Regions from separate parts of the Homo sapiens genome. Here region 1 is linked to region 2. A link is a loop called in an ENCODE intact Hi-C map of the cell type or tissue named here. Cell type or tissue: B cell. All regions are shown on one strand. Each heading gives the region's core, and the rest is flanking DNA. Links, peaks and the distances in the headings are about the cores only. Region 1 has its middle 53 kb from the start of LINC01657. Region 2 overlaps TNR (tenascin R).

Evidence for each region. Hi-C counts contacts between places; a loop is a spot of excess contacts. Peaks named below come from ENCODE experiments on the same cell type or tissue, not always from the same donor. Only the 100,000 strongest peaks of a DNase experiment are listed, where the experiment ranks them.
Region 1: it touches region 2 in a loop (10-fold over the local background); 4 of 110 quality-filtered maps call a loop at or near these places.

Annotation. Positions count from the first base shown.
Region 1 is chr1:175,819,300-175,830,111 of GRCh38, reverse strand. No RefSeq gene overlaps it. Among named protein-coding and RNA genes, the nearest start is that of LINC01657, 53 kb to the left of the region's middle. In B cell, for the core only: a CTCF peak has its summit at 5,689 (motif pointing right); no DNase peak of the experiment used is centred there.
Region 2 is chr1:175,368,597-175,379,408 of GRCh38, reverse strand. The region is part of intron 9 of TNR (tenascin R); the gene reads left to right. Among named protein-coding and RNA genes, the nearest start is that of KIAA0040, 180 kb to the right of the region's middle. RefSeq lists an enhancer at 5,354-5,503. In B cell, for the core only: CTCF peaks have their summits at 3,054, 5,199 and 5,402 (motif pointing left); a DNase peak (open chromatin) is centred at 5,388.

The DNA.
Region 1 (10,812 bases), core at 1,986-9,985, 450 kb before region 2:
GCCCTGGGGTGGAGATTTAAAATGCTAGCACTACATATGATATATGAAGAAACATGTTGAGTCACTACGCAAGCACTAGAAAAACCCCTAGTATACATGCCCTGATGTAACCCTTCCCTATAGAAAGACCCTGTCAAACTAACACAAACACTACCCTCAGGTAGCAGCTGGCTACCTTGTGCACCAGCTCATAAACTCCCTTTATTTCTATGCCTGGTGATCACTCTTGATTTAAATCCTGGGAGACTGCAAGAACCTGGGGCACTGGTAGCACCAACACCATCATATGAAAAGCCATGAAGTCTGCCTACCCTTGTGCAGATCACTGATTCTCACTTTTCCTCACCTCAAGTCACCTTTCCCCATGCTTCAGACCACCCTGTTTTGTTATCCCATAAATATCCCTAAACTCTGTCTTTGGAGAGGCAAATTTGAGAACTCTTCTCCCATCTGCTCACTTGGTAGCTTCTCTGCTATAAAACTAGTCTTCTCATTGATTGACACACTGTGCAACAGGCAAAATGAGACTGGCTCACTAGCAATATTTGTATCCTCCTCTGTATATGATACCCAGGAAGGAGGCTTTGCTGAATTCCAGTGATAAGGAAAGCAAAGTAGCCTTGCCAGGGGACAAGGACATTGGATCACTGGGTGCTCACTAGATAGGAGGAGGAGGGGAGGGCCTGAAACAAAACAAGTCATGGTTATTGGTCATGCCCAAAGTCAGGAGGCAGCTCAGAACCTTCCTCATTCATTCACCTGGCCACACCCCTGCCCCAGTCCAAGGAAGTGTTAAATAAAATGTATAGGAGGCCATTGGTTTGGCCTGAGCTGTTGCACTAGGCCCAATGGACCAAACCAAGATGGAGTCACTCATTCTAAAGTTCCATGCAATCAAGCTAAAACTAAGTTGTTTATATAACCTTCCAAGACATGGGGGGCGGCGGCTGGGGAGAGAGAAAGGAGAGAAAGAGAGAGAATAGCCAAATCTCCAAATAGCCAAACAGGCCAGTTTTAGCCAACATAAGGAAGTCCCCTCTGCTTTAACCTTTACAAGGAAAATAACTGAAATTGCCAGTCTACTTTTTGTTTTTTGTTTCTGCTTTATTCAGCTCTTTTTTTGTCCATAAAGCCAATCTCCTCTGCTCAGCATATTGGAGCACTCATTGTTTTTTACGGAATGAGGTGTTGCCAGACTCTAGAGTTGCCAATAAAAGGCAATTAAGATTTTTAGACTAAATTTGTTGTAATTTTGCCTTTTGACAGAAATCTATTTGCCGGTTCCACAGACCCAGAACGTGTTTTTCAACACTGGCAGCACAAACAGCAGTCTGCCTGGTGGCGTCATGGTCACCCAGAATCACTGCTTCACTTGCTGCCTCCCTTTGCTACAGCAGCCCAGTGTCCTAGCCTTGCTGCTTTTGTGATTCTTTGCAGCAATTCTAGTAGGAACAAGAAACAAACAAAAATAGGCCAGGCACACTGGCTCACGCCTGTAATCCTAGTACTTTGGGAGGCTGAGGTGGGAGGATTTGCTTGAACCCAGGTGTTCAAGACCAACCTGGCCAACATAGCAAAACCCCTGATATGGTTTGGCTGTGTCCCCACCCAAATCTCATCTTGAATTCCCATGTGTTATGGAAGGGACCTGGTGGGAGGTAATTGAATAATGGATGGAGGTCTTTCCTGTGCTGTTCTCATGATAGCAAATAAGTCTCATGAGATCTGATGGTATTATAAAGGGGGAGTTTTCCTACACAAGCTCCTTTTTTTGCCTGCTGCCATCCATGTAAGACATGACTTTGCTCCTCCTTGCCTTCTGCCATGATTGTGAGGCCTCCATAGACATGTAGAACTGTAAATCCAATAAACCTCTTTCTTTTGTAAATTGCCCAGTCTCAGATATGTCTTTATCAGTAGCATGAAAACAGACTAATACAACCCCCATCTCTTACAAAAAAAGCCAGCCCTTCTGTGGTCAGGTTTCTAAGGTAAGGCATCTAAATATTGTTCTTCCAGAGCGGATCTGTTGGGAGGGGTGAGGGCCCAGCTCCTGGGACAGTCAGAGGCCCAGGCTGAGCAAAGGCCATAAAGGAAAGATGACCTCCTGCCAGAATATTTGGAGCTCCCTTTTATTTCAAACCAGAAACCAGTCTCAACGTGACTTTGTGGATAACGAAAAAAAAATCCTGCAAAAATTGTTCTATGTTTTTCTCCCATTTCAGGTTCTTACTTGGTTCACTACTCCACATGGTGTGGTGGTCAGAATTTGCCCTTTACACTTACTTCCCTTTCCTTCTTCCTATTCTTTACTAAAGGAGCATTCAGGGCACACAGAGCATTGAAAAATAAGCACTGACTACTATGGCTTTAGTGCCTGAAGGGATGCAAGACCTGGACCAACCTTAGAGGTCACTTACACAACCCTCCGGTTTTTTCAAAGGAAAAGAATGAAACTCCAGGAGTTGAGGGGTTGAGGGGTCATGAGACAAGCCTCTCAGATGTTAACAGATCACGGTCACTTCAGTTTTTTTGAGGTCCCTTGTATATTAAAAGAAACAATTTAAAAAATGGGAATCATAAGAATTACGAAATTTTTTGATGTTTACATTTTATAAGTTAAAACTTTTTCCAGAAAAAATGCAATATAGTGCATTTTAATAGTCACAAAATCTGGAAAAATATTAATTCACAGTCATCCTGTGCTATAGACAGTGTTGTATAGTCACAAGGCTCAGGGTTTAAGGTTGGACAATGAATATTGCTTTCCTTTGCTCCTATATCTTTGGGACTGTCTGATAGATCTTATTTGGGGATAAAGTTAAAAGTCTAATCTGAGACCTTGGTGAATGTAGAGGCCAGCTGGCTCTCCTGCCCTTCTTGTCTCTTCTGAGCTCTTCCAGAAACCAACTGTGTGATCTTGGCCACTCATACTTTCATCAGGGTAGAAAATCTAACTTAGTGTCTTTGGCTATCTTTGATTTACTCTCTTGCTAAAGGTCTAATTGTTTAAAACACATAAAAAATCAAAACTGTGATTTCATGGTGGAACCATCAGTGAATTAAATTTTGGGGCAGAGCAAAGATCTTGTTCAGAGCAACCTGTTGGTGTTATGGTGGCCACTTTTAAGATGGTCCCCAGTAATATTCACTTCTCCATATATTGAATGCATCCTACAGTGAACGCAGCTGACCTTGTGACCAAAAGGATATTGTGAAAATGAGGAAGTGTGACTTCAAGGCTACATCAGAAAAGACTTTGTGGCTTCTGACTTTGTGTAGAGGAGAAAAAGTAATATCTCTTTTCTCACCCATCATAAGGCTCATGACTGAGGCACCGGTATTAAAAAAACAGATTAATGATAGAAAAGCATACAAAATTATGTATTCACTTTTATTTATTTATTTACTTATTGAGACAGAGTCTCACTTTGTTACTCAGGTTGAAGTGCAGTGGTATGATCTCGGCTCACTGCAACCATTGCCTCCTGGGTTCAAGTGATTCTCATGCCTCAGCCTCCCGAGTCGTTAGGACTTACAGGCGCATGCCACCATGCCTGGATCTTTTTTTTTAAATTTTTTGTAGAGATGGAGTTTTGCCATGTTGGCTAGGCTGGTCTGAAATTCCTGGCCTCAAGATATCCACCCACCTTGGCCTCCCAAAGTGCTAGGATTACAGGCATGAGCCACTGCGCCCAGCCTATTTATTCTTATTGATACATATTGGATATACATATTTTCGGGGCACATGTGATAATTTGATACACTCATGTAATTAAATCAGGTAATTGGAATATTCATCAACCTAAATATTCATCTTTTCTATATGCTAAGAACATTCAAATTATTCTCTTCCAGCTATTTTGAAATATACAATAGATTAATGTTAACTATAGTCACCCTACTGATCTACTGAATATTAGGTCTTATTTCTTCTAAGTGTATATTTGTACCCCTTAATCAATCTTTCTTCATTGCCCTCTACCCTCACCTTTTGATTTATTTAACATAAGTTGTCTTTTTTTTTTTTAAATTAATGTGACATGGGAGCCTTCAGAAATGAAGTCCAAAGAAACAGGTAAACTTGTGCATTTTTACACCAAGTTTGATGAAATGGAGAACTGTGGAGAATTATGATTGGAGAACAAAAGGGTGATCTACTAGTGATCAACTGGGAGGAACTTAGCAAGACCGGTTTGTTCAGATTCTTCTTGGCATTTCTGTGTCTTTGAAGATAAGTATGTTCCTTTCCTCTGGTTGTAGGGAGGGTATCTCTGGAATAAGGGTCTTATGACCTACTTCAGAAAGGAAGGTCAGATAATTCTTTCATGACCAGCTTCAGGGGAGAAGGTCAAAGGGGAAAGTCAAAGAGATCTTCCTGCTTCTGCTATTTTCTCAAATGGTAAGGTGCCATACTTGAAGGTAGTGTGTCCTGAACCCCATCACTTACTATCTCTTGGATCACTCTGAGTGAAGCCAGCCCCCATGGTCTGAGGACACTCAAGTAGTCCCTGGAGAGTTCCAAATAGGAAGGACCTATAACTCCTACCAACAGCTGGTAGCCGTGTGAGTAAACCATCTTGGAATGGATCCTCAATCTCCTTCAAGCCTCCCAGTGACTGCCTGCAGCTCTGGCTGGCAGCTTGACTGGAACTTCAGGAGGTACCCTGAGCTAGAACCATCCAGCTAAGCCACTTTCAGAGTCCTGACACTTAGAAACTGTGGGCAATAATAAATGTTTACTGTTCTTGGGAGCTGCTAAGTTAAGGAGTATCTGATATGCAGTAATAAATGACTAATATTGTCATTTTACATAGCATACATAAAAATGGCTAACCTGGTCTCTCAGGTTACTGCCTATAGCTATTCATCAACTTCTCCTCACCTGGCCATGTGTCTAAAATTCTTGCACTTGAAGCTCATTCCTTTCTGAACATCAATTTTCAGTATCATCATCTTGAAAGTCAAACTCCCCTGTATGTGCTTTATCTCAACCCTTAAGCTGCAATGAGTTAACCTCTAAATGGACATTAGTTCATAGCCGGTTGATAGGAGAGTATAACTGGGAGATAGGACTTGTGGTTAAGAGATGGGAACAAACTTTGGCTGTTGATTAGAAAATAACCGAGTGTAGATTTAGAGTCAGGAAATCCAGATAGACTTCTTGTTTCACCTATGAGCCTGTGATTATGTGCAAGCCATGTAACTTCATGAATTTTAGTTTCCTCATCTGTACGATGAGAATAATGAAAGTATCTAACTCACAGTCACCCCCACCACCCCTGCCCCCCATATACACTCTCCTTCATCCCCAGTCCCAGTGAGGATAAACAATGATAAGACACATGAAAATACTTTATACACCAAGAAGGTTCACACAAAAGTTATCTTACTTAGCAAAAAAGTCAGTCTCCTAGGGTGGAGATAGGTGGGCTCTGCCCCCATTTATTAAGTACTTTTTCTGTGGCATTCATTATTAAGAGCAGGAACATAAAAATGAATAAGTTTCCTATCCTCAAGGGGTTCACCATACTGACAGTGATAAATAAGACAAGAGGCTATTACTTTAAATGTAAAAAGTGCTAAGCACACAATAATTGATTCATTTCTTCATCAAATATTTATAGAGTGCATTGCCCCACAGGTAAATGTGCTGGGTGCTACTGATACATGAACAGTTGATTAGCAAGCCCATTGAGACAGCTGCCAGCAGGAGGCGTCACTGAGCTGAGTCATAAAGTTTGGGTAGGAGACAGTTCAGTGAAGTTTAAGGCTAAGGGTACCACAGGCAGGATGAATAAGGGCATGGAGGCGAGCACCAGCATGGTGACATAGGGCAACTTCCCTCAATTCAGTGATGATCAACACCCTTGAGAAAAACTCTCCCGAAGATAACTGGAGAGGATAGGGGCCTGGCTGACCCAGAGCCCTGTTTAGCTGGTTTACATCAGGTCAGTGGCATGCCTGATGTTCTCATTGGGAATGCCTGTCAACTCCCAGTTACCCATCAGTGTGACCTCAGCCCCAGGCCTCTTGACCTTGCATGCTCATGGGCCCTTTTGCACTATGAATAACTTAGAGAATACCAACTAACTTAAATATTAGACTAACTGATAATTAAGTTAATTAAGCTAATAATTAGGAGGATGGATTTATTGTGCAAGAAGTCATCCAGTGTATGCCTAGGCCAATTAAAATTAAAATTAAAATTAATTGCTGTTTGGGGTTCCCTGTATCTCTGACCCTGCTATTGGCTCAGACCATCCATCCTTGACTGTGCCCATTAAGGAAGCCCCTTTTCCTTCATGCTCATGTGTGCTGCTCAGGGCTTACAGCTGCTGAGATGGTAAAGTGAGAATAGGTGTCCTTTGGGGTCACAAGCCTATTATCTGATGCAAAGAAGTGTCTCATTGCCTTCAAATGAGCAAAATAAAAGATCAGCTGATTTTATTTCCTCATCAAGATGGATGATTTCCAAGTGTTGAAACTGAACTTGATGATTAAAACTCATTTCCTTGCAAAACCCAGCCCTGGAGGTGTCATCTTCCTTGGCTACTATACCCAGCCCTTGGTGACATGTGACTTGAGCTCAATGTGAATGGGCATTTAATTTGATATCCAGGATAATGTATCCCCACAAAGTACAGAATCCCCTAAATAAATAAAATGGGCTTATTATTCACTGGGTAGAGTTATCCAGACACCCTTGGATACAAGATGGAGCAGAAACCAGACAAATAAACGGATATTAGCAGTCTGACACTTTTGCCCAAATAAGACTCACTTTTTTGAAGGATCAATCTTCTGGGCAAGGACCCTGAGGATTTTGTGTCACTCCTGCTGATCTTTTACACACAGATTTCTTCCAGTTATGGTTCTGACTGACCTGCTGTGCTCCAAGTAAGTTCTTCTTTGGACAACAAAAGGAATATGAATCTTCATGCTGATGGGGGGAGTAGATGTTAGCTTGTCTCTTTGGGTTGGTCCATTTCAGAACAGCTAAGGTCCTTGTTGTAAACTGCATATGGGACTTGCCTTAGCCCAGCTCTGGGTCTCTGTCTGAGGCCCAGATCAGCTTGTCCTACTTTCCTCTTTCTTCACTAGAGGTCCAGGAACTCAGCTGCCCAAAACCAGCCCTGGGGGTCTTGACCCCAGGGCAAACACTCTTGCCCTGGTGGTCTTCCTGTCCCTGGAATTCCCTGTGAAAAGCAGTGCTGCCATCTCAGTTTCCTCCCTCCTTTTTGCTCCCAGAATGACAATTTCCCAGGGCCCCTTTGGTTTCAGTCATTTGCTGCAAATCCTGAACTTCAGCCCTCAGGTTTTATTCCAAGGGCATGACTCACCAACCCCAAGACATTTGGCTTTCAAACTGCTAAATGATTCACGCAGAATAAGAAGCCCCATAGCATATGTAGTTGAGATTTGTGCCTCTGCAAAATTACACATCTTCACTTGACGGGTCTTTAGGGCTGTTGGTGAATGGTGCAGGTGATAATGTTGGTTTCTTAGATATCAAGGGTCTGTTGAATCAGAGTTGGGCCACAGGATATAGATAGGAAATAAGGATTTGGTGGGGAATGTCTGCCAGTATTATTTCTCTATGTAGAGGATAACAAGCATGACCAGATATCAGCCCTAAGAACTTTCCCCTCTGCATCCTCTGCCCTTGCAGTGATGCCCTCACCTCTTGGGCAGCCAGCAGTGCTTCAAGCCCCCTTGCTTTTGTATCCAAGTCTTCCATTACACTTCATGGCATGAGGCACCTACTTGTCAGGTGGCTATTTTGATTTATGGAGACTTTGTATGTGGATTTAGTGTAACTTAACTGGGAGAACCAATTGCTGGTGTGTAGGAAAAAGAAGGAAATGTTAGTTACCAGTTGGGAGATCCTTGTATGGAAACTGAACACGTGAGACCAAATACAGGGGGATAAGGCAAAAGGCTGTAGTAAAGCCATGTGAGAGACAGTGAAGGCTTGAAATAGGGCAGCAGTAGTGGGGGTTGAGAGGAGGAAATAGTTAGGAGAGAAGCTTAGTGAAGTCATCAGAACCTGGACAAGGTATTTGAAGATTTCATGGTCTCTGGCTGAGGCAGTTGAGTACAGTGGTGTCTTTTTAGCTAATGGAGATCTAAGAAGGATGAGGTGTGGTTGGGGGAGTATTAAGAAGTCTCTAGGTGTGGTGAAACTGGAAGTTAAAGGGGTTCTGATTAATAGTCTTTTTAATTTTTGCATATATGTTTTATCTGGCCATTTTACTGGACTTCTTTCTGATGAGATTAATGCATTCAGTTTTGGATATGTTTGAGTATCTTCGTCTGCACTTGAGAATTAGAAACCTGGGCTGGGAATAATGCTTGGGAGCTACCCATGAATAGAAGTGGTTAAAGGCCTGCATTTGAACAAGATCACTTAGGAGGAGTGTGAGTCCTGAAATGAGAAGTGAAAAGACTGAAGAAGGGATCCTGGGAGAGGAGAATGAGCAACTGAAAAAAAAGCAGTACAGGAAAAAAAAAAAAAAAAAAAAAGGAAAAACCATGGTGTCCTGGAAGATAAGGGAAGGGAAGTTTTAAGGAGCCAAAGGCTGAGTGTTAAATGGTGGGAGAAAAATTAAGGTCAAAGTGAAAAAATTTCCTTTGTATTTGATGTTTGGGAAATTGGGGAGATCATCAAAAGTAGTTTCAGGACATAGAAGAGAAGTAGAAATATATTAGGTTGGCTGAGAATAGCCAAGACAATCTTGGATAAGAAAAATAAATATTTTCAATAAATGACCCTGGGTCAATTGGATAACCAAGTAAACATTAATTCTGGATTCTCTGTACACCAATTTAAAAAATCAATTACAGATATATAGTAGGGAAAACGACAAGGCTTTTTGAAGACAATGGCGCATCATATTTTCATGATCTTGGTGTAGGCAGATATTTCTTAAAGAGAGCACAAAAATGACTAAATTTAAATAAGAGAAATACATTCAATTACATTAAAATCAAAAGCCTCTCTTTATCAAAGGATATTCTTAACAGAGTGAAAAGGCAAGCCATAGAGTAAAAGAAAATATTAATCATACTCATGTCCAATAAAGAACTCAGCTCTAGTATATATACGTCATTAAGAAAAACACAGAGAGCTCAATAAAAAATGTAAGCAAATACCTTGTGAAGACAAGACACCCTACAAAAGGGGATAGCCAAATAGCTCAGTATACATGAATAGGTGCTTAACATTAATTAGTCATCAAGGGATTGCGTATTAAAGCCATAATGAGTATTTATCACTATACATACACTAAAATGGCTAAAATTAAAAACACTAAAAATACCAAGTATTGGCAATGATGTGGAGGAAATGAAATTCTCTTACCCTTCTGGTGTAAGTGTTTTTTTTGTTGTTGTTGTTTTGAGACAGAGTTTTGCTCTGTCGCCTAGGCTGCAGTGCAGTGGCGCAATCTCGGCTCACTGCAACATTCACCTCCTGGGTTTAAGCGATTCTCATGCCACAGCCTGGCTAATTTTTGTATTTTTAGTAGAAACAGGATTTCATCATGCTGGCCAGGCTGGTCTTGAACTCCTGGTCTCAAGTGATCCACCCACCTCAGCCTCCCAAAATGCTGGGGTTATAGGTGTGAGCCTCTGCACCCTGCCAGAAGTGTACTTAATACAACAATTTTGGAAAACTGCTTGCAGTATATCCTAAAGTTGAACGGTGAAAGAAGTAAGGTTGAATGTGGATACAAATAAGTTTGCAGCTGGGTGGGACTGGAAGTTAAAAGGGTTCTGATTAATGATCTTTTCATTTTTGCATATTAGTTTTGTCTGATCAATTTACTGGATTTTTTTTAATAACTCGAAAAGTTTTTCAGTTAACTCTTTTGGGTTTTCTGGATAAAGACTCATATTATCTACAGATAAGTAAAACCTAGTATTCTACTAGCCAGTATTTATACTCTTAATTCTTTTTCTTGCCTTACTGCATTGGCAAGGATGTGAAAATAATCTTGCACTGAAGCATTATTAATGAGTATTTTATGTGACACCTCATACCTGGAATCCCAGTACTTTGGGAGGCCAAGGTGGGGGGATAACGTGAGCCTCAGAATTAAAGACCAGCCTGGGCAATGTAGTGGGACCCTGTCTCTACAAAAAATTATTTAAAAAAATAAAAAATAATTTTAAAAATGAGCATTTTATTTTTTTCTTGACTTGAGCGGGAAAGCTTAATTAATTTCCTTTATTTTATCCCCTGATGCCCATCATTTTTATATTTCTCTGGGGTACCAATGAAAAGTTTACATTTTTTAAAAAAGAGCTTTCTTTTTCCTCCTGCTGAATTTGTGGCTTCCTTAATTTTGTGGGCTTTGTTGCCAATCTTTCCCTTTTTAACTTTCAGAAAATTCTTCTGGTTGTGGAGTGCTAGTTGGCTCCTCTCTTGATTTTCCAACAGTGCTATGGATTTGTTTTTAAGTTTGTTGTGTGTGTGTGTGATTTTAGTGATTATGGAAGAGAGGCAATGTTGTGTGTTTAGTCTGTTAATGTTTATTGAGCACTTAGTACATGCTAGCTCCTTTTCTATAAGCTCTATACCCATCAAATCATTAACTGAACTTATGAGAAAGGTGTCATTATCACATTCTTTTGTAGATGAGGTAACCAAGGCCCAAGACAGGCTAATTAACTCACCCAAGGTAATGAAGCTACTACATGATAGAGATAGGATTCAAACCCAGGAAGACTGGCCAAGAAGAGTACATGATTTTACCCACTACACATACCTCCTTTCTGATCACAATGCCTAGTCTAGGTGCACTTTGA
Region 2 (10,812 bases), core at 979-8,978:
TATCCATTGTACTGCCATCACCTGTTCTAAGCTACTAACATCTCCTTTTTTTGAGACGGAATCTCTCTGTCACCCAGGCTGGAGTGCAGTGGCACAATTTCAGCTCACTGCAACCTCTGTCTCCCAGGTTCTCATCTATTATCTTAACCATTGCAATAACCCCCTCACATTGTCTCCTGGCCCACTCTTCACACCTCCTCCAGTGACTTTTTTTTTTTTTTTTTTTTTTGAGACGGAGTTTCACTCTTATTGCCCAGGCTGGAGTGCAGTGGTGTGATCTTGGCTCACTGCAACCTCTGCCTCCCGGGTTCAAGCGATTCTCCTGCCTCAGCCTCCCAAGTAGCTAGGATTACAGGCATCTGCCACCACGCCCGGCTAATTTTGTGTTTTTAGTAGAGACAGGGTTTCTCCATGTTGGTCAGGCTGGTCACAAACTCCCGACCTCAGGTGATCCGCCCACCTCGGCTTCTCAAAGTGCTGGGATTACAGGTGTGAGCCACTGCACCTGGCCTTCCAGTGACTTTTTCAAAGTACATTTTTGATTATGCCATTGCACTGTGCAGATATTCCAGGGAATTCCCACTGCTCTTAGGATAAGCCCAGACCCTTAGTGTGGACACCAGGCCCTGCCTGGTTTCCCCTGCCCTCTCCAGGCTCACCTCCCACCCATGTTCCCTGATGTTTTCTGGGCTCCAGGCCCACAAGTCTGCTTCTTTCCATTTCTCAAATACGTTTTCCCTCCTGCTATATAGGACTGGCAAATGCTGTTCCCTCTGCCTGATGGGAACCTCTTCATCTAGCCAATGCAGGCTTCCCTTTCCACTCCCAGGTTACTCCCCACTTTAGGGAGCTTTAGTGGTCAAATTTGATATTGTTCCTGAGAGAGTTCCATTCATTCTGTCCGGCAGCTTCATCTTGCCAGTTTCCATTCACTTCTTAGCACTCCTCAGGTTATCATTTTACATGTGTGGCATGACTATTTGACTGTCAGTCTCCACCCTACACCTAAATCTCTGTGAACATTGCACCATATTTGGTTTTGCTCATCATTGAATCTCAGGGTTCACCATTTCCTGAATGAATGAATGAATGAATGAATGAATGAAGCTGCAGAAGTTCACTATGACTTGGGCATGGATTGCAAGAATTCACTGATAAAATGAGAGCCGAGTCATGCCTTATGCACCCGATGAAAAGTTTAGGTTTATTCTTGAGGGCAACAGAGAGTCATTGAAAGATTTTAAATAAGGTGATGTAATGACTGGATTGTACAGAGAAGGGCAAGGTCAGAGGCAGGAAGACTGGTTAGGAGGCTGCTGCTGGAGTCAAAGGGAGATGATGATGGCATGGACTAAGGCAGTGTCCTCGGTCACCATGATACCTGGCTGGGAAGTGTTCCCTGTCCCCTGGGAATGTGAGACCCAGGCAACACCACTCCTGGGGCCTCTGGCTCACCCATCCAAGAAAACCTCCCTTCCCAAACTCACCAAAGAGTAGAAGACTGGAAATGGGGGTGTGGTTTTCAGATAAAGGAGATGCTGTGCAGAACAGTCATGGACCAGGAGCTGCCAATGTGCTCACAGACAGAGATTTTGTTTAATTTGTGTCTTGGATTCCTGCAAAAGTATTTGCTGTCTTGATAGACAAGGGATACACAGCAAAGAGTGCATACGGTAAACAAGGGCAGTATAATCAAAGCAGTTTTCCTCCCAAGTTGAAATCCCAGACCACCTTGCCAAACACAGCCAGTTAAAGTAAATATAATAAATGCCTTTTCCAGACAGACGCACTCCTAAAGGCACAGCAAGGAGATGAGAAGATATGCTGACCAAGCAGATTAACGGGGGTGAATTAAGCAGAGAAAGGATAGACCAGCTGGCATAGGGCCTCGCAGAGAGCTAGAAACAGTCACAAAAATTAAGCTAAATCCAAAAAAAAAAAAAAAAAAACCCTGAAATGATACAGGAGGGAACTGATTCTAAGCGCAGCCCATCCCTGCCTAGAGCCGCAGGCTAATTTGGTAATTAGCAGTTATATAAAATCGATGGCTAACTGTTCAGATGGAGGATGCGCCATGACATCATGAGAGAGATAGAAAACCCCACGTCCTAGTTATTATTTCCCTCTACCGGGAAAAAAGAAGATCCGACACTCACTGATCATCTCTCTTATTCCAGGAACTCTCATACAGTTATAGCTTCTTTAATCTTCACAACCACCTCATGAGGTGGGTATGGTTAGCATTCCCATTTTACAGATGAGGAAACTGAGGCTTGTGGAGTTTGAAAACCTGCCCAAGTTCACAAGGCTAGCAAGGGGCACAGCTGTGATTCAAAGCCAGTCCTTTCGAGTCCCAGTCAGAAGATTCCCCTTCCACAGCTGCTTCTGCTAAAGAAGTAAAATGTAAGGGACAGTCCAAATTTAAATGCCACAGACCTAGAAGCGATGGGAAAATTATTATTGAGTAGGGGGCTTAAATAGGTTGATTTTTTGTTACAGTCAGATTTAAAACATTTCAAATATATGTGTATATATATATATATATATAATATTACATTTATATATTACACATAATTATCTCAGGGAGTTCACTGCTGAGGAGATTTATGAGGCAAATAGCTTAACATAATTTAAGAAGGGATTATTGGCACATAAGGAAATCAAGTGTATTTGTACTCGCTGAGATGCTAGTTGCAAGGATTGTTGGTTCTCTTGCTGAGGCATCTGGGGGAAGAGAAGGGAGAGCCATGAAAAAGAGAAAGGGACAAAAGGGAGAAGTTTGACTCTGGCTCTAAAACATTGTGCTTTCTCACTCACTCTCCAACTTGGAGCGTAAAAAGTTAAGTTTTTCAGCCTCCAATGCCTGTGTTCAGACACAGTTTGATCTGAATGCTCTGCTCCATGCAACATGCTAAGAGCCTAGACTTTCAACTCTGTACCCAGGCTTGCCACTTGCTGTGTGATTTGGGACAGTTGATTGAATCTTTCTAAACCTCTGTTTCTTCATCTGTTAAAGGGGACTGATACCACTGACCCCACAGTGCCATCATGAGGCATTCATGAGGCAATACATTTAACGAGTTTAAGGTAGTGCTTCTGACAACAAACTACTCAGTAAGTGGATGACAGTGGTGAAGACGAAAGAGATGAGGAGGTCTGTGAGCTACTGGATGGTTTAGGATGTCCTCCTTTAGTCCATGTGGCCTAGTGGTTTAGAACCTTGCCTCTCACAGCGTGGTGCAGCCACCAGCAGCCTGGGCATTACGCCCAGAGATGTTGGAGGCCTCTTCCCCCGAGAACTACCAACCCAGAGCCTGCATTTTAGGACCCCTGCTTCAAGGAAATCTATGAGTGAGAAGCACTCACTTAGAGCACAGCTGTGGAAGTACCCCACTCAGGGGGGAGACCAGCTTCATGAAAAGTGCATCCTTGAGCAAATTTCTTAAATTTCCTGCACTTTAGTTCTCTCATCTAAAAGACATCCTATCTACCTCATTGGGTTGTAGCGAGAATTAAATGAAATCATACATATATCCCTATTCAAGAACTTAGGATGGAGCCTGGCACACAGTAAGCACTCAATACCCATTCAATTTTTTATTGGTATTAATCCTCACAAAGCTCAGACCTGAAGCCGTGGCAGCCTGGCCTTTGCTGGGCACAAGGTCAGGCCCCCTTTACTCTCACTGTTGACTCAACACTTAAAGCTCTATGGCACCTGTATTTGCCATTCCCTGCAGAAGCCGTTGTCTCTGAGGCCACCATTTTCCTCTTTGTTGTGGAATCCAGGCCCTTCCTGACTCTCCTGGTCTCTGAGACATTCCCAGAGCTGGCTGGCAGCAAGTACCCCCTCTTGACCTCCCTCTTTACAAATGTTGCCCTCTGCCACACAGAGTCCAGGCTGGTGCCCAAAATTCAAACACTCCCCCCCCATTATTCTCTGTAGGCAATGTCCAGAGAATTCCTTCTGGGATATGAATTTGTTTCTGAACAACAGACTCAATGTCTGCAATGACTTTTTCTCTCTGCTCTAGTGGCTTCTGTGTCCTTAATAAGTCTGTTTTAGTCTCAGTCACTTAGCCTGTATGATGTCTGTTTGGCCTGTGCACCATACCTATAGTCCCAAAGGGGTCCTTGAGTGTTACACATCTTACCAGCCAGATTAGAACCTGGCACCATGTAACAGGGTACAATACCATTCTGCTTTCTGGGCAGCAACAAAAAAAAAAAACAACAAATCATTTAGAAAACTCCAAGTGGAAGGAGGGAGGGAAAGAGAGAGAGAAGGGAGGGAGAAGATTTTTAGTTGCTGATTGCAATTTAGCGAAAAAAATCAACTTCCCTGACTGGGACTAACGCAAATTATAAACACTACTCTGGCCTTTGTGTCCAAGGTGACTGCTCTAATCTTTCATCAAAAAGGCATGTGGTTGTGTTTTAGCAGGAGGGGAGGGGGCTTGCCCTAAGCCATCCACTCTCTCTCACCTGGTCTTCCCTCATGAACAGAAGCTTAGGATCCGTAAGGATTCTCATGACCAGGAAACAAGGCAAAAGGAGCCAGGCCCATACGGTCACAGGAGCACCGTGCTCTCACAACCACCCAGGGCCCGTTCATCGCACCCCTTACCCACTCCACAGGGCACCTGCCTTAGGCCTCATGGTGGCATTTGCTAACCTGCTGCCTCTCCCTGCACCAGGACTATCTCTATCTCCAGTTGACAAGCTGAAAAATTGCCAACAGGGCCTAGGAAATCCAGAAGCTTTACAGTTTCTACAGATGTGATACAACATAGGACTGCAAGAAAACAGAGACTTACAGCCAGCCACACATGATGCACTCACACTCACCACATGCACACATGTACACACAAACACACCTACAGACTCTTGCACTTACACTTAAGCACATATGCACACTCACATGCACATACACACATACTCATACACACATGCACACACTCATAGTCATACACACCACACATGCTCATGCCCTCATACGTACACACTACACTTTCACATACCCTCACACGTACACACACTCACACACGCTAGGCTGATGCCTGCAAGTACGTCCTGATCATGCTTTGGGAGTTGCCGCCTTCAAGGTTTCTGGCCCAAATGGGGATCTAGTGGTGAGAAGGTCGGCTCCTCAGGGTACACTGGCAGGCCACGTGCTTGTCTGCAGGGGAAGAAATCTGAGACTCCAGAGGGAGTCCAGCTGGCAAGTCAGCACTGACCACGGCACTCAATGTCCACCTCGCTATGTCTGCACTCCCTGATGGGCCAGTGCACAAACACCAAACCCAGCACCAGACCTTCAACGCCCTGCAGCTCTTCTGAGGAGGAAAGGACCAGGCACAGGGCCTGGGGTCCCGGGCCAGACAGTGCTCAGCCTCCTTTGGGCGAAGTCACAGTGACCCCAAGTGGTCACTTTGGTAAGGCACCCTCTAAACATGGTGTCACCTTCCAGGGGCGGGAAGCTGGGGAGTGGGCTGCAGAGACCCAAGTTGAAGAGGAGGAAAGAAAGGACAAAGGCTTCCACATACCTCTTCCTCACGGAGCTGGGACATACAGGGCCTATTCCTTATTTGTCTTAAAGGCTGGGGATAAGGGGGCTGGGGGAAAAGCCAGGTGGGAATATTTCAGCTGCAGCTTCCACTCCTCAGCAGGGAGTACTTGTTCACAGCAACAACCCAGAATAGGGATGCTCCTATATGACAAGGTTGATGAGCTGTGTTTCTCATTAATTCCACCAGCAATAAGAAAGTTCCATCTGGAAACAGGCCTTAGAAGTATTATTTTTCTTATCAAAAATGGGCTTGTTAGGCCAGTCCCTTCCTTTAAATCAGGATGGAATTGGCTGCTTCTCTTGAAACTTGAACATCATGCACACCCAAAAAAGCAGGGAGATGGCCTCGAAAGCCTGACTCATTCCAGGAATCCTGAAGATGCACCTGTCATTATCCAAAGAGATAAGTGTGGGGAGGCTGACTGCTCAGATCTCCATTTAACTAAAAAGTAGATTGGTGCCTATCTGGTGTGATTTCAGGGGCTCTCCAAAGATATTCTCCACATATCTCCCCCATGAAACCTCTGGTCTCCAAATTCCACTGATGGGAAATTTCTCTATGAGGGACCCTATATTAGTCCCTGGGTTTTCATGAATTATTTTGCCAGAGCTGCCTTTGCATGCCCTGTTTCCTTTGTCTGGGATGCCCTCCCTGCCACCAGATGTCCATGGGTCCTTCAAAACCCAGTCCAGATATCCTCTCTTCGGAGTCTCCCCAACACTCCCCACCACCACCGCTACTGCCACCAGCACCATGCTGCTTCTGTGCATGTTTTCTCACTATACTACATACTGAAAAAAATAAAATCTTTGACCCAAAGACCTAAGAGTCTAGTGAGGAAACCAACATGAAAACTAACAATAATAACATAATCACTATAAAAATCGCAGATTGACTGCAAGTTCCTTGGGGACAGGGTCCTCAGTTTGTCCCTCTCTGTGAAGGTAGGCACCCAGTGCACTAGGGCCAATCACACCCCTAACCTCAGTTTCATAGACTTGAGCTTCACAGACACTTGGGAGATGATCTCAGGGATTTAAAGATGGAAAGGTCCATATTTCCTCATGTCCACTTGATCCCAACCAAGTCTGCAGACCCCAAGTATCTTACTCATGTTTTTGCTAGCAAGAGACAGCAATCTCAGTTCCTTGGGCCTCCTTCTCCCTACCACTTTCCCTGCTAGCGACAGCAGGCATGAAGAATAGGTTCCCAAAACAGGGCTAAGTGAGTCATTCTGCCTTTATCACCACAGTCCTTGCACTGCAGGTGAGAATGTGCTAACTCCTGTTCCTTTCTAGCCCTAATTAATCTATGAATGCTCATTATGCCCCATTCTGGCCACTAGAGAATTCCATATTTCCTTCCCTCTATCTTTCCTTATCTTAGCCAGCTTTAAGTTCCAACTCAAATGCCTTCTCTGGAAAGACTTATCTGACTATTACAGCCCATGCTGATCTTCTCCCTGCTGATCGTGTCCTCTTAGTCCCATGCTGATCTTGTCCTCTTAGTTAGCAGCCTCTGCTTTGGTCCTGCATTAGTCCATTTGCATTACTATAAAGGAATACCTGAGGGTGGGTAATTTATAAAGAAAGGAGGTTTGACTGGCTTACAGTTCTGCAGAGTGTACAGGAAACATGGTGCCAGAATCTGCTTCTGGTGAGGGCCTCGGAAAGCTTACAATCATGCGGGAAGCCGGAGGAGTAGCCCGCGCATCACACAATGAGAGAGGGAGCAAGGGTTGGGGGGAGGTGCCACACACTTTTAAACAACCAGATCTCACGAGAACTCACTCACTATCTGGAGGACAGCTCCAAGCCATTCATGAGGGATCCACCCCCATGACCCAAACACCTCCCACTGGGCCCCACCACCAACATTGGGGATGGCAATTCAATATGAGATTTGGAGGGGACAAGCATCCAAACTATAACAGGTACCAAATCACTCTCGAATTCCAAGTTGCTTACTCCACTCCTTCCTCCTGGCCTGTAAGACTCAGGGATGGGAACCATGCTATCATGAGTCAGAAAATAACAAGAGACTTGGGTTCCAAACCTAGTTGTATCATGTATCAGTTTTGTGACCTTGGCCAAGGAATAGACTTCTTGGAGCCCCTGTTTGCTCATCTGCAATACCCTATCAGTAGTGCTTCAGGGAAATTAAATAACGTGTGAATCTTTAAGAAGCTCAGTAATACTTGCATAACTCTTTACCATCAGACACTCAAAAAGTCTTCATTTTTTACTTCTCTTTTTCTTCCCTCCCCTTCGTCATTATTCTTTTCCATGTAGCTTAGTGCTAGGCATATTATGGGTGCTCACTAAATAATTATTTTACTTTTTTAGCACAGATTCCTTTTCACCCCCAAAAGGCAAGGCTAATGTCTTGTTCAGCTCACACCACCTTGTGTCTGACACAAAGGAGGCCCTTAATATTTGTTGAATGTATGACTGTGCTTTAGGGGTTCCAAGAAGAATGGGTGTGAGGTGAAAGAGTTGAGAAAAGCATCAACCTCCAAGTTGAACAAAGAAAGTTCTATAAGGAACAGAGAGTAGTGATTTCCTATGGGATGAATTTTCTGTGCTATTGTTAAGAAAGGGAACAGGGCCATTTATATGTTACCACTTGCAGGAGTTGGATGGAGAGATAAAGGGGGCATTGATAGAGAGCAATGGGGTCTTTAAAAAGTGAGAAATCCCTAGGAGTACTCAGAGTGCTGATATCTAAGTGCACTGGCTATGCCTCGGATACATGTGGTTTTTTTTTTTTTCCAGCAGAACTGTGTCTAACCTGCTGGCAAAGAGCAACAATTCACTTGTAGCATGGAAGAAAGCTGCTGAAAATCAAAGGAAAGCAGCAGGCACAAACCTATAAGCAAGTCCCACTTTTCCATCCTCTAGACAGAAAACCTGGGAAGAGAACACATTAAATTCTGCTCTGCAGTTTTCTGGGAGAAGATGATTCCATTGTAAATTATTGAACATTTCATTTAAGCTTCATAAATAAGAAACTGGGATGAAAATGTTACATGTTAGATCTGTTTGGCAACGTATAATTTCTGTCTTACTCCCTCCATCTGTCACCCTTCATCTATGTTGGAGAATTTCTACTTCATTATAGGCAATTGAAGGTCTTAATCAGTTGCCTGATAAAAGTAGTTTATGTCCCAAAGGTAATCTCATTTCTGCAACCAAGGATGTACCTGGAACTCACTGAACATATTGATGGAGATAAATGTGTGCTTCAAATGGATCAGGGGGTATTGCAATCACCCACTCAATCTAGAGATAGGTACTTGGCCCAGCCAGGGAGAAGGTCCTCACTGCCACCTGGACTCCCTGAATCACTGGTTTCCAACAGAGCCAACAGGCTAAGCCCCAGCAAACCAATAACAAGAAGTCAACAGGTGCACCCAGGACCGGCCTGTACTTGCCTGGGGCGGTTTTTGTAGTTGATGAGACCACTCACCAAAAAAAAAAAAAAAAAAAAAAAAAAAAAAAGTACTCAAAATCCAGGAATAGTTCTCTGTGCAAAGTAATAAAATACTAGCTACTACCGCTAAGATCCAGGCACTGGACTTTAAACACTTTGACTCATATAATCCTCATGATGACCCTCTGATATAGATGCTGTTTTTATTCTCATTCTTCAGAAATTGAGGTTCATAGATGTTAAGTAATCAAAATTACACAGGTAAAAAGTGAAAGAGACCAAATATAGATATGTCAGACGTCAAAGTCTGTCAAACTTCAAAGTTTACCTCCACTGGTGTTGCCACTTTAGAGAAAGAAAGAATTAAGGGTTGGGAAAGAAAGGGAGCTGGTTTAAGAAGAGAAAAAAGAGGGCTGATTCGAATGCCTACCCAGACAGGGCTTCGGGACTGCATTCCTGGGAGAGAAACTGGCCTGGTAAGCTCTGCCATGCTTAAGCAACATTTATTGCATGGACTCCACAAAAGCCTACTGAGGAAGGGGATGAAGAACCCCCTGGCTGCCAGGCAGCATTCCTCTTGACCAAGCCAAGCCATTTGTTAAAGGAATGTTGCTCAAAGTATTTCCGATCAAAATCAGGGATTCCAGAGAAATCACAGCTGCCCTGAGCGGTGGAAGGAAGTAATAGGATGTCCCATTCCTCCTAAAAGCCCTGAACTCTGAGACCAGAATCCGGGGGGGCATCTCTAGCTGGTCACAGACTTACTCCGTGCCACAGTTTCTTTTTATAAAAAGATGATGTACTCTGTTGAATAACAGTCCCCTCAAAATGCATGTCCACCCCAAACCCTTATTTCCAAATAAGGTCTTTAGAGATGCAGTAGAGTTAAGATGAGGTCATACTGGATTAGGGTGGCCCCTAAATTCAATGTGACTGGTGTGTTTATAAGAAGAGGGGAAGACACAGACACACATGTGTCTACAGAGGCAGAGACTGGGGTGACGCAACTACAAGCCAAGGAATGCCAGGGAGTGCTGGCAACCACCAGAACCTAGGTCTCCTAGAGCCTTCAGAGGAAGCATGGTCCTGGCGACACCTTGATTTCGGACTTCCAGACTTCAGAACCGTGGGAGGACACATGTCTGTTTTAAGCCACACTGTGTGTGGTAATTTATAACAGCATCCACAGGAAGCTAATGTAGATGGAGAAAAGACTGCTTATCCCACCTTCCTCCCAAGGTTGTGATGAGACTCTAAAACACAATCCATTTTGAAAAGCACAGATGTTATATAAATACAGAATACCATTCCAATCAGCCATGAGCCCACACAAAGCCCCAAAAAGAGCCTACCGGAAGGACTCAGACTGACCACTGGAGGCCCTCAGGGTGATCACTTGATTTTGTTGGGTTTTTTTGTTTTGTTTTTGTTTACTTGTTTGTTTGTTTTTGTTTTTTTGATACAGAGTCTCACTCTGTCACCCAGGCTGGAGTGCAGTGGCATGATCTTGGCTCACTGCAACCTCAGCCTCCCAGGTTCAAGCGATTCTCCTGCCTCAGCCTCACAAATAGCTGGGACTACAGGTGCACACCACCACACCCGGCTAATTGTTGTAATTTTAGTAGAGATGGGTTTCACCATATTGGTCAGGCTGGTCTCGAACTCCTGACCTCAGATGATCCACCCGCCTTGGCCTCCCAAAGTGTTGGGATTACAGGCATGAGCCACCGTGCCCTGCCTTTGTTGGGTTTTTCTACAACCCCAGTCCTAATAGATAAAAATGAGTTTGATGCCAGTTGTAATAGATGAA